2 separate regions of the Homo sapiens genome follow, and region 2 is linked to region 1. Evidence: read pairs that join two places in POLR2A ChIA-PET (ENCODE). Cell type or tissue: HepG2. All regions are shown on one strand. Links, peaks and the distances in the headings refer to the core of each region. The heading gives the core; the rest is flanking DNA. Region 1 overlaps ZNF100 (zinc finger protein 100). Region 2 has its middle 3.8 kb from the start of ZNF431.

Region 1 (2,926 bases), core at 222-2,721:
AAAAAAAGATTTAAGATGGTAAATTTTATGTTACGTGTTTTTACAACCATTAATTTTTCTTTTTCTTTTTTTTTTTTTTTTTTTGAGACAGAGAATTGCTTGAACCCGGGAGGCAGAGGTTGCAGTGAGCTGAGATCGCGCTATTGCACTCCAGCCTGGGCAACAACAGTGAAACGCCGTCTCAAAAAACAAAAAACAAAAAACAAAAAACAAAAGTTGAAGAGGTATTTCCTCCATCAAATTCACAGACACCAATGCAAAACTATATTGTGCCCATTGTCAATGCTTCTATTTTAACGTAGGACTGGAAGTAAGTGGCAGAATGATGAGTCAAAAACATTTTTAAAAAGCCACTGAAATTGAAGAAAAATAAGTTACTTTTTGTGGATCATATGATCTTATATATAAAAAAACCATAAACACTACATTGAAATTTGTCTAAAGTAATAAATACACTCAGTAAATTAGCAAAATATAAAATTAACATACAAGTATAAACTACTGTTCCATACATTTTAACCATCTGATACAATAAAGAAAACAATCTTATTTACAATAGCATTAAAATAATAAATTTCTGAGAGGAAATTTAACCAAGAAGGTAAAAAAAATCTTTACAATAAAAGATATAAGATAGACCAGGCACAGTGGCTCACGACTGTAATCCCAACACTTTGGGAGGCCGGGGCAGGCAGATCAAGAGGTCAACAGATCACGATCATCTGGCCAACATGGTGAAACCCCATCTCTACTAAAAATTAAAAAAATTAGCTTGGCGTGGTGGCATGTGCCTGTAGTCGCAGCTACTCAGGAGGCTGAGGCAGGAAGATTGCTTGAACCCAGGAGGTGGAGGTTGCAGTGAACCAAGATCGCGCCACTGCACTCCAACTTGATGACAGAGCGAGACTCCGTCTCAAAAAACAAAACAAAACAAAAAAGATATATCAATGAAATAAATTATTGAAGACACAAATTTTAAAATATTTCATGTCCATGGATTGAAAGAATAAATATTGTTAAAGTGTCATATTATCTAAAGTAATCTATAGCTCCAATAAACTTCCTATTAAAATTCCAGTGGCATTTTTTTCCACAGTAATAAAAAATACAATTCTAAAATTTATAAGAAACTGCAATAAACTTCAAATAGCCAAAGCAATCTTGAGGCAAAAGAACAAAGCAGAGGGGTATTATACTTTATAAGTTCTAACTATATTTCAAGAATATAGTAATAAAAACAGGATGGAATGTGCAAAAAGATTAACAAACAAAACAACGGAACAGAAAACACTACTTTCACACATTTCAGACATGATGAAAAAAGAGAACTAAAAAATAGTTTAACATAGAGTTTCCCAAAATTATGCAGATATCTGTGTGTCCCCCCAAATAATGGAAAAGTAGGGAGATTGTGCAGTCTTTTATATGCCTTGAAAAGGACTCTGGCTCTCACTGTAAACCTGAAGGAAGATCACCAAAAGGAAAGTAGAATCTTTAAAGAATTTAAAAGCATAAGACAGAAGATGCCCCTACGTGACAGCCAAAAAAAAAAAAAAAAAAAAAGCCCAAAAAACAAAAACACTCAGGCATCCCAGAAACTATTTCCTTTGGAACATAGCTTCCCAAACCACATTTTAATGACCAGCTTTCTTTTTGACCTTTGGACCTCACATCTGTGTCATCTGTTGTGTTCACTCTCACCTACCTGGGGGTTTGGCTACCATCTCATGTCTCTTTATATTCCAGGGCTCTTTTCCTTGCTCCAGACAGGTGATCAGGTCTGGCTTAGTGAGAGCAATACCTGCTTTATTAGAAATAAATAACATGAATCTTTCTCATATTCTCCAATTACCAACCTAGTACTATGCTTAGTAAAGAGGAGGTGATAGAATATTCTAGAAAATTAATCCTAACGTACTAATTAATGAGAGAAATTTCTAAATATTTAGAAAATATTTTAAATTTGTAGGTTCTTAATTTCACTACCCGGTACTCATGAATCAAAAAATTGGTGGTGATGAATGGATTTTAAAATATGGGCAAATATATATGTACATATATATACATTTATTTATTTTTGAGACGGAGTCTCGCTCTATTGTCCAGGCTGGAGTGAAGTGGCATGATCTCGGCTCACTACAACCTCCACCTCCTGGGTTCAAGCAATTCTCCTGCCTCAGCCTCCTGAGTAGCTGGGACTACAGGCGCCTGCCACCATGCCCGGCTATTTCTGTATTTTTAGTAGAAATGGGGTTTCACTTTGTTGGCAAGGCTGGTCTCAAACTCCTGACCTCGTGACCCGCCTGCCTCAGCCTCCCAAAGTGCTGGTATTACAGGAGTGAGCCACCATGCCCGGCCTAAAAACATGGGCAACAATATTTTATGACACTAAATTTCTGGAATTACCACTAATCTAGAGTGAAGGATACAGATCAGCTCAGGAATATGGAAAGTTCAGGTCAAGATGAAACATCTTGAATACATTCTTTTCCACACACAGCCTCAAGATTTTCTTGAAAAAACGGATCAGAAACTCATTTATGCAAAGCATGAATTACCAAAAATCATTCCACAAAAAAAGAGAAACCTTTACGGTATATTAGAAATTGTGTATTAAAGTTATTCTCACCCAAGAAGACCAGGTTTCTGTAGTTCTCTAACATCACTTTCCTATACAAACCCTGCTGAGCACTGTCCAGGCATTGCCACTCCTCCAGAGAGAATTCTATGGCCACATCCCTAAACGTCAATGGCCCCTGAAAAGCACAAGCACAGAGACACACATATATTTACCAAGTGGCCATGGGCAGAATTTATTATTTGAATTAAAATGAAATGACAGAGCAAAGAGAATTGGTTCTGATTAATAGAAATGACAAATTTTCCAATAATTTTTAACACAGAAATATTCTCTAAAATATTCTCT
Region 2 (2,926 bases), core at 188-2,687, 610 kb before region 1:
AAAACTCCATCTCAAAATAAATTAGCCAGGTGTGGTGACGTGCACCTGTAATCCTAGCCACTCAGGAGGCTGAGCCAGAAGAATCACTTATACCTGGGAGGCAGAGGTTACAGTGAGCTGAGATCATGCCACTGTACTCCAGCCTGGGTGACGAAGTGGGACTCCATCTCCATGAAAAAATAAAAAAAAAAAAAATTCAGCTTTTTTACCTTCCTGGTTTACAGTCCTTTGAGTAGGCAGCCTGAGATTTTAAAAAGGAGGTAATCCTCTGAAATAGAATGTGAGACACATGTGAATTTTGAATTTTCTAGTAGCCAAACTTTAAAAAGAAACAAAGAACGGGTTGAATTGATTGTAAGAATGTAGTTAAGCCAATATATCCAAAATATCATTTTAATGTGTGAGGAATATGTAATTATTAATGAAGTATATAAATATTTGCAACTAAATTTTTGAAAATAACTGCATATTTTACCTTTCTAGCACATTGCAGTTCAGACCAAGCACATTCCAGGCACCCAGGAGCCACACATGGCAGCTCTGATGTCAGTGGTGTGAAGGGCCAGAGGGGAAGGAAGGGCCTCTCCCTACTAACATCTATCTTCAGTTCCGAGGTTGGAACAGATAGTGGCCATAGAAAGAGCTGAGGCCAGCAGGAATAAAATAACCACAGGTAAACCACTGCTGGCCACCTGTTGCCCACCTTCCTTTTAGAGATCAGGCAGTTAACAAAGGATGATGGGGCCACAGGAGAAAAAAACTCTACGTCTTCAGTTCTGTCCACACTCTTGAACTCCAATGTTTAGATATGGAGAAAATAGATTAAAGGCATTTATTTTGCTATTTGGCCTTGGCCCTAATTGTCTGGCTGTGGTTATCGGTTTTCTTGAGCGGTGACTGCACTCCTGTGCACTCCTGGAGTGACTGCACAGAACTTCAGGCGATCTGCCTGCCTCAGCCTCCTGAAGTGCTGGGATTACAGGTGTGAGCCACCACGCCCAGCCAAAATCTTCTACATATAAGTGTATGCCATGAGTGCACACAAGAGGCCTTTTTTAATTTCTGTCATTTGTAGAGCCATAAGAAAAAAACAGCGAACAAAGAGTGTATGATAGCAAAGATGTCTTGATTTTTGATCTTATAAAAAAAAAAGTCTATCTGGGCCAGGTGCGGTGGCTCATGCTTGTAATCCCAGCACTTTGGGAGGCCGAGGTGGGTGGATCACAAGGTCAGGAGTTCGAGACCAGCCTGGCCAATATGGTGAAACCCCGACTCTACTAAAAATACAAAAACTAGCTGGACATGGTGGCACACACCTGTAGTCCCAGCTACTCGGGAGGCTGAGGCAGAAGAATCGCTTGAACCCGGGAGGTGGAGGTTGCAGTGAGCCACCACCACACCACTGCACTCCAGCCTGGATGAGAGAGCAAGGCTCTGTCTCAAAAAAAAAAAAAAAAAGCTATCTATATCAATGTTGCCATCCACTTTTGAGAAGAAACTTTACTGGTTAGCTTTACCTTAAGATCTCCAATGGATATACAATTGCAAATGTTTGGAGGGGCCCTTCTGAGTCATGAGATTATTAACCCAAGGTTCAAGGTCCTGAAGTCTTGCTGCAGTGTGGATGGCAAGCAGACTCAATCTCTGGGTTATAGATTATAAAGAGTTTTACTGTCCTCAGTCAGTAGACCATTAAAAGCATTCTTTACCTGGTGAAAATATGCTTTGCCATAATGCACTGAAGTTTTGCTGCATTTAATCATATTAGACTTCAGTAGCAGAAGATACATGAGGTTCTATTATCTGGTGCATAAGACATCCAATGACTATTTTATAATAGTCAACACATTTTTTTCACTCTCAGTGAATCTGATTGTCATCAGTCTCAATTACAAAAACAATCCAGTCCATTTAGTTAGCTTTGCTTAACACTATTTTATCAGGGCTGGGTGCAGTGGCTCGCTCCTGTAATCTCAGCACTTTGGGAGGCTGAGGCAAGTGGATAACCTGAGGTCAGGAATTCAAGACCAGCCTGGTAAATATGGTGAAACCTCGTCTCTACTAAAAATACAAAAATTAGCCAGGCATGGTGGCAAGCGCCTGTAATCCCAGCCACTTGGGAGGCTGAGGCAGGATAATGGCTGAATCCGAGAGGCGGAGGTTGCAGTGAGTCGAGATGGCACCATTTGATTTATTTATACATAAATAGACTGTAACTTATTATTGTACCAACCACCGTGTTTTTACCAATAAAATAACATCAAGTGTTCAAGCCATGTTCAAATAAGGCAAATCCCAAGCTGTGGTCAATCTGGCTGTTTCTACACCTCATGTTTATTTTCTGTATGTCCCTTTGCTTTTTCTGCCATAAATCTGTTTTCATCATGTGGCTGTGCTGGAGTCCCTCTGACCCTGTTCTGGATTCACAGGCTGCCCAATTTGCAAATTATTCTATGCTCAAATAAACTCTGTTAAATATAATTTCTCTAAAGTTTTTTTCTTTTAGGCTGGGCACGGTGGCTCACACCTGTAATCCCAGCACTTTGGGAGGCCAAGGCGGGTAGATCACGAGATCAGGAGTTCAAGGCCAGCCTGGCCAACATGGTGAAACTCCATCTCTACGAAAAATACAAAAAAAATTAGCTGGGCATAGTGGCGCGCACCTGTAATCCCAGCTACTCGGGAGCCTGAAGCAGGAGAATTGCTGAACCCAGGAGGCAGAGGCTGCAGTGAGCAGAGATTAGGCCACTGCACTCCAGGATGGGCAAAAGAGCAAGACTTGGTCTCAAAAAAAAAAAAAAAGTTTCTTTCTCTTAAAAGTTTTCAAATTTTTTTATATGATGAAAAATAAATAATGTGTTGTTGGGCCTCGATTTCCTAAACTCATCCCTCAGCTATTTCCTTAAATTATTCTATGTCTTTTCAA

Evidence for each region. Peaks named below come from ENCODE experiments on the same cell type or tissue, not always from the same donor. Only the 100,000 strongest peaks of a DNase experiment are listed, where the experiment ranks them.
Region 2: POLR2A ChIA-PET joins it to region 1 with 5 read pairs; 1 of 35 experiments calls an interaction of 5 or more read pairs at or near these places.

What each region holds. Positions count from the first base shown.
Region 1 is chr19:21,742,312-21,745,237 of GRCh38, forward strand. It overlaps ZNF100 (zinc finger protein 100), which reads right to left. Exons shown (of 5, transcript NM_173531.4): 3 at 2,630-2,756; 4 at 1,706-1,804. Among named protein-coding and RNA genes, the nearest start is that of ZNF100, 24 kb to the right of the region's middle. In HepG2, for the core only: no CTCF peak of the experiment used is centred there; a DNase peak (open chromatin) is centred at 1,680.
Region 2 is chr19:21,136,741-21,139,666 of GRCh38, forward strand. No RefSeq gene overlaps it. Among named protein-coding and RNA genes, the nearest start is that of ZNF431, 3.8 kb to the right of the region's middle. In HepG2, for the core only: no CTCF peak of the experiment used is centred there; a DNase peak (open chromatin) is centred at 1,591.